Linked DNA regions of Homo sapiens: region 2 is linked to region 1. The links are chromatin loops, found by intact Hi-C in ENCODE. Cell type or tissue: ascending aorta. All regions are shown on one strand. Links, peaks and the distances in the headings refer to the core of each region. The heading gives the core; the rest is flanking DNA. Region 1 has its middle 79 kb from the start of ALDH1L1. Region 2 overlaps ALDH1L1-AS2 (ALDH1L1 antisense RNA 2).

The links. Peaks named below come from ENCODE experiments on the same cell type or tissue, not always from the same donor. Only the 100,000 strongest peaks of a DNase experiment are listed, where the experiment ranks them.
Region 2: it touches region 1 in a loop (6-fold over the local background); 5 of 110 quality-filtered maps call a loop at or near these places.

What each region holds. Positions count from the first base shown.
Region 1 is chr3:126,258,204-126,261,107 of GRCh38, forward strand. No RefSeq gene overlaps it. Among named protein-coding and RNA genes, the nearest start is that of ALDH1L1, 79 kb to the left of the region's middle. RefSeq lists an enhancer at 23-930. In ascending aorta, for the core only: a CTCF peak has its summit at 1,434 (motif pointing right); DNase peaks (open chromatin) are centred at 1,448 and 1,728; H3K4me3 peaks cover 737 bases; H3K27ac peaks cover 1,680 bases.
Region 2 is chr3:126,196,842-126,199,745 of GRCh38, forward strand. All of the region lies in intron 1 of ALDH1L1-AS2 (ALDH1L1 antisense RNA 2), which reads left to right. It also overlaps a transcript of ALDH1L1 not described here. Among named protein-coding and RNA genes, the nearest start is that of ALDH1L1, 18 kb to the left of the region's middle. RefSeq lists an enhancer at 1,497-1,546. In ascending aorta, for the core only: a CTCF peak has its summit at 1,570 (motif pointing left); a DNase peak (open chromatin) is centred at 1,580; H3K27ac peaks cover 747 bases.

The sequences.
Region 1 (2,904 bases), core at 212-2,711:
ATCTGGTTTACTTAAAGTCTACTGATTTAAATGTTAATCTCATCTAAAAAATATCCTCACAGCAACAGCTAGACTGACTTTAACCCAAAATTGGCTACCACAGTCTAGCCAGGTTGACACATAAAATTAACCATCACACCGCCCAAAAACATAGCAACTAAAAACAACGATTTATTATTGCTTATGAATCTGTAGGGTGCCAGCAGGGGCAGGCCTTCTGCTGGTCCATCCAGGAGTCACTCGCATGGCTACTGTCACCTGTCTGCTCAATAGGGCTAGTGGGGCTGGGATGGCCTCTCTGGCGTGTCTGGCAGTTGGTGCTGGCGGTCGACTGGGGCACCTTAGTTTCTCTCCACATGACCCCTGCCCTCTGAAGGCTGGACTGGTCTTTCCTATAGCACGGTGGGCTCAGGGCTCTCAAAGGGTGAAGGGCCCCTCCAGGCCCGAGCCCTGGACTTGCACAAGGCCACTCTGGTACATTCTGTGTGTCCCAGGCCAGCACCTGTTGGAGGGTGGGAACCACATCCCCAGCCTCCTCAGCAGGACAGCAAAGTCACTTTGCAGAGGGTGTGGCCACAGTGGGTGTGACTCATCTATCCTCATGTGCGCCATCAGCCAGCTCCCCTCCCTCAGTTCACTTTCCATTTTTTGCTCTAAGAAAAAATACTTGCTCCTGGTGGGGCCTGTGTGGTGGCCTCAGGCAAGCCCTTCTGCAGGACAGATTCACAGAAGTACAACTGCTCAGATGCTCAGAGGCCAGGCAGCTGCACTTCCTGTGATGGGTGCTGCTGACACTTCCCCCACCCCCAGTCTGTGTGCCCCTCCCACTTGCACCTTGGTGTGAAAGGCCCCAGGTCCTCCTCTCCTCTGCCCTCAACAACCCATGGGCTTTTCTGTGTTTGCCAGTCTGGTGAGTAGCAAGTGACACAATAATATAATTTATGGTTTTAGTTCCTTGGTACTGGGGAAGTTGAGGGTAGTTTCATCTGTTCATATTGCTTCAATAACCAGAAAAATGTACAAAGATATCTACATTTTGAAATTAAAAGGTATCAAAAAGAAACAGGCTTTGAGAATCCCTGTGCCTCCACACTCCACACAGGGGGAAATTCAGCCATTTGTGCATCCTTTACTTGGGTTGGAGAAGGTTTTTCTTTTGTTCTTAATCTCAGAATTCCAGATGTCAGACCTGGAAGAGCATAAAGACCTCCTCGCTGAAAGCCCCACTTTATGCATGAAGAAGTGGGGCCCCCGGGAGGGCGCGGCCTGGCTGGTCTCACAGTGGCAGGTCCCAGCATCATCTGCTGAGGGGAAAGGGCTCTTCTCCAAGACTGGACAAAGCTTGCAGCCCCCAAGCACCCCAGGGACTGGTGTCTCCTGGTGCCTATCTAATGGCCTTCAGGTCCTGCACGGGCCCCACAGCCTGACCAGCGGGGGGCAGTGGAGGGCTGCTGATGGCCCCAATCCCGGTCTTCTGGAAACTCTTGCAGATGGGGTCGGGGGATACGGCCGTGCCCCCATGGCTCAGGTTCTAAGACGGGGCACAGACAACCCAAAACCACTAGAAACGCCTTAATAACTTGCCACACAGAGAGCGATGGGCCTCGCAAAGTCAACGCTGTTGGGTTTTCCTCCACCCTTGGATCGGATCGCTGTTTATGTAGCTCAGCGGAGAATTTCAGGACCTTGTTGCGTGAGCCATACCTATTTTTACACACTAGCGTCAGCCTCAGGGTGACAGTGGAGATCCAGGACGGAGACCTACTGTGGGGCAGGAGGTGCCAGGTTTCCATCCGTTGTGGCAGAGCACCTAGCATGAGTGCCACATCTCCCTCCTCCCTCCTCCCTCCTCCCCTCCTCCTTTTCCCCTCTTCCTCCCTCCTCCATTCTTCCCCTCTCCACCTCTTCCTCTCCCTCCCCCTTCCCTCTCCACATCTCCTTCCTCTTCCTCTCCTACCTCCCTCCTCCCTCCTCTATTCTTCCCCTTCCTCCCTTCTCTTCCCCCTCCCTCCCCCTCTTCCCTCTCTACATCTTCCTCTTCCCCCTCTGTTCTTCTTCCTCCTCTTCCCCATCCTCCCTCTAGCCCCTTCCCTCTCCACATCTTTTTCTTCCTCCTCCCCATCCCTCCTCGCTTCTTTCTCTTCACCTCTTCCCCCTCCCCCTCTTCCTTCTCCCCTCCTCCCTGTCCTCCTTTCCCTCCTCCTAACCCTAATCCAAGACTAACCTTAACCCAAACCCTCCTTGTCCTCCTCTCCCTCCTCCTAACCCTAATCCAAGCCTAACCTTAACCCAAACCCTCCTTGTCCTCCTCTCCCTCCTCCCTTCCCTCTTCCCTCTCCTCCTCCCCCCATCTTCTTCCCCTCCTCCTCCTTCCCCTCCTCCTGCCTAACCTCCTCCCTCCTGTAATCTTCCCCTTCCTCTCTCCTCTTCCTCCCCTTCTTCTCCCCCTCTCCCTCCCCCTCTTTCCTCTCCACATCTCCTCCTCCCCTACCCCTCTCTTTCTTCCTGCCTCCCCTTCCTCTATCCCCCCTTCCTTCTTCTTCCCTTCCTCCCTGTTCTTCTCCCACTCCTTCTCCCGTTTCCCCCTTCTTCTCCCCCCTCCTCCCCACCCTTCTTTCCTCTCTTCATCTTCCTTCTCCTCTCCTTCCTTCCCTCTTCTTTCTCCCCATCTCTTCCCCCTTCCCCTCTTCCTCCCCCTACTTCCCCTTCTTTCTTCTCCCCCTCCTCTCCTCTCCCTTCTCCCCCTCCTCCCTCCCTCCTCTTCCTTCTCCCCCTCCTCCTCCTTTTCACTGGTCTCTCCTGGGCTCTCAGGGTGTGAGTTTTATGTCTTCCTTTTCCTCTGAATCTTAGACTGTCTGTGTGTATAACTGATTGTGACCCAGTTCAATGTGTGGCTGATGCAAA
Region 2 (2,904 bases), core at 170-2,669, 61 kb before region 1:
CACCAATGTGAAAGGACAAAACCTTAGCTACTGAGCTACAATACTGGGCAGTCTCCATCGCCCTTCCCAGAAGGAGTCTAGAGTAGTTAATTTTGAGCTTGCAAAGCCTTTCAACTACTCAAGATAATTTTTAGAGTTTGCTGTGACATGAACCCTAAAATTCCTATCCCCTGGAAGGCAGAGACCAAGAGAAAGTACCACCACGAAGTTACAAGTTCAAGCTACCAATGACATAAAACAAGATGGAGACCTAATCCAGTTTTTGTTTGTTTGTTTGTTTCAGGGACCTGCTGCAACACAAAAGAAAAAAAATTAATGCACTCTAGTGTATTTGTTGTTTATTTGGAATGTACCACTGTAAGTTATCTTTAGTAACGTTTCGCTGTTTCTGTAAGACTTTGCTGCCTCCCGGGCCTAATGTATAAGCCAGAAGGAACTTGGTTTTCCAGAAATTAAGGATCCCATTTTTACCTAAAACATTGGCTTTACTATCAGGTTTCCTAGATTAACTTAGCCAATGAATTTTTTTTCCCACCTAAACGCACAAGAAAAATGAAACAAAAGAGTAGAATACAAAAATCCCTGAAAATTTTTAAAAGCCAAATTTTACACCCCCTGCAATATTACCATTTATGACCAGTTCCTTTCTGACCCAGTCAGATGTAAGAGTCCTCTAACTGGATCCAAGCCAGTTAATTCCCAGATCAAATCCATTCCTGGACCCAGTCCAGTTTCTGTCATGACTTCCAAACCCAGCTTGGATCAGAAATTTGCTCAAAGAAACTGAGAGCTCAAAACACAAATCCATGGAGCTCCGAAATCCGAGAGAGAATTTACCCACGATCCCCAGCCATTCTGAGAGATCAATGGACACAAATAGGTCCTGCAGTTACCTTGCTTGTTCACTCAGTACTCCTGGGGGTCGCTAGAAGCTGTACTTTGGATCCCGCTTCTGACACCATGTTAAAAGAAAAACTTCAGCCAAATTAAATTTAAAAAAGTTTAATTGAGCAATGAACGATTCACAAATTGGGCAGCCCTCAGAATCACAGCAGATTCAGAGAGACTCCAGGGTTGCCTCGTGGACAGAACAAATTTATAGACAAAAAAAAAAAGGAAGTGACTTGCAGAAATCAGAAGTGAGGTACAGAACAGCTGGATTGGTTACAGCTCGGCGTTTGCCTTATTTGAACACAGTTTGAACACTGAGTGGTGTATGGGTGGTTGAAGTATGGCTGCTGGGATTGGCCAGGACTCAGCGATTGTTACAGGTGCATACTCCTAAGTTAGATTTTCAATCTTGTCCACCTATTAAGTTAGGTTGCAGTTCATCCACAAGGACTCAAACATAGAAGTACAGAGTCCTTCTCAAGCCATATTTAGTTTGCTTTAACAGCTTATTAAAGTGGGGTTTGTGAAAGATAAAGTAGCCCCAATATTCACCAGCATGGTACACGTTCCCTGCTTGTCTTAGCCTCTGTTTCTCATTATTTATCAAAAGGCATCACAGGCAACAGCTAGCTGGAGGGTCCCTCCTGCAGCCAGGCTGATTGTGATCTCATGGACTCCCTCTAGTGGGCAGACCATCCCCGCTGAAAGGAGGAGGCTCCTTGGTAGACTTGGATGACTAGGCAGCCTCTCTCCCAGGGACCTGGCTGTTTGCAATGTAGGCAGACATCTTGGGGTGAAGGGTTTCTTACTCTAGGTTCTTTAGGCTGTGGTTTAAAACAAGGAGAAGATGGTCCCTTTGGCTTTGGCCCCTGTAATTGTTGCAATTGAAAAGACATAAGCTTATTAGCTTTTTGTGCTTTTTCTTATTCTGGAGTCCTTTGAAAATGCTCAGCTAAAGCCACGAATTCAACCATGTCTGTCATTCCCCATCCAAGTTCATGCTTCTTAATGCAACTGCTAAATTCGGGACAACGTTTGTTTATAAATAGAGCAGTTAATGCCATTTTAGTCCCTACAGGAAATTCTCCTTGCTGTCTTTTGAGTGCAGAATGTTTCACAAATAGTGTTTCTAAACCAGCTCTGCAATATGAAATGGGTCCGTCCTTTTTTCACCTGCAAGACTGTCTGACAGATGGATCCTTTTTTTGTGGAGAAGACTTAGGAACTGAATTTAAAAGGTTTTCAGTGTTCTTCCAGCTTGTTGTAGCAAGAAGGTTTTTTAAGGTCTTTAATATCCCCTCGGGTTCTCTCTATTCTGCTGCTTTCATACACCTTTGAGCTTTACCAAGTCCCAAAATCAAGTGAATAAATTGATAAAGTCAGAAGTTCCTGGATCATAAGCTCCTATGGGGATTCTAAATTCCTAGGTAAACATTTGAGGATTTTCTCTTGCATCAGGAAAGTATCTTATGAAGGCTCTAAGTTCAGCTTCAGAGCATGGAGTAAAAGTGGTTACAGCAGGCAGGCCTAGGTGTTCAGAGGGTCTCACTTTGTAAGACAGTTGTCCAACCTCTCCTTTTCATTTTCCTCAAGATGGAAAGGTACTTGAGCAAAACAATCAGTGGACTCAGGGTATTGAAGTAATGGCAAAGACAGCAAGGAGCAGTCAGAGTTAATTCAATTCAATGAGCGGCAGTCCTCCTTCCTCTGGTCCTCAGTTTGCTGATTAAGCTTTTTATTTGTCTCCTGGGAAGAAACCTTTAAGTCAGACACTCTTTGTTTAATCTTTTACATGTTTCTGCATACCAATTAAAAATGCATTCCGTTGTTCTTGTGGGTTTTTTCTCTTTGTATTTCTAATTTTTCCCTGAAAATAAACAATTTTATCTAAATTAAAACTTCTCAGCCAGGCACAGTGGCTCATCCTTGTGATCCAAGCACTTTGGGAGGCTGAGGGGGATGGATCACTTGAGACCAGGAGTTCAAGACAAGCCTGGGCAACAGGGTGAAACC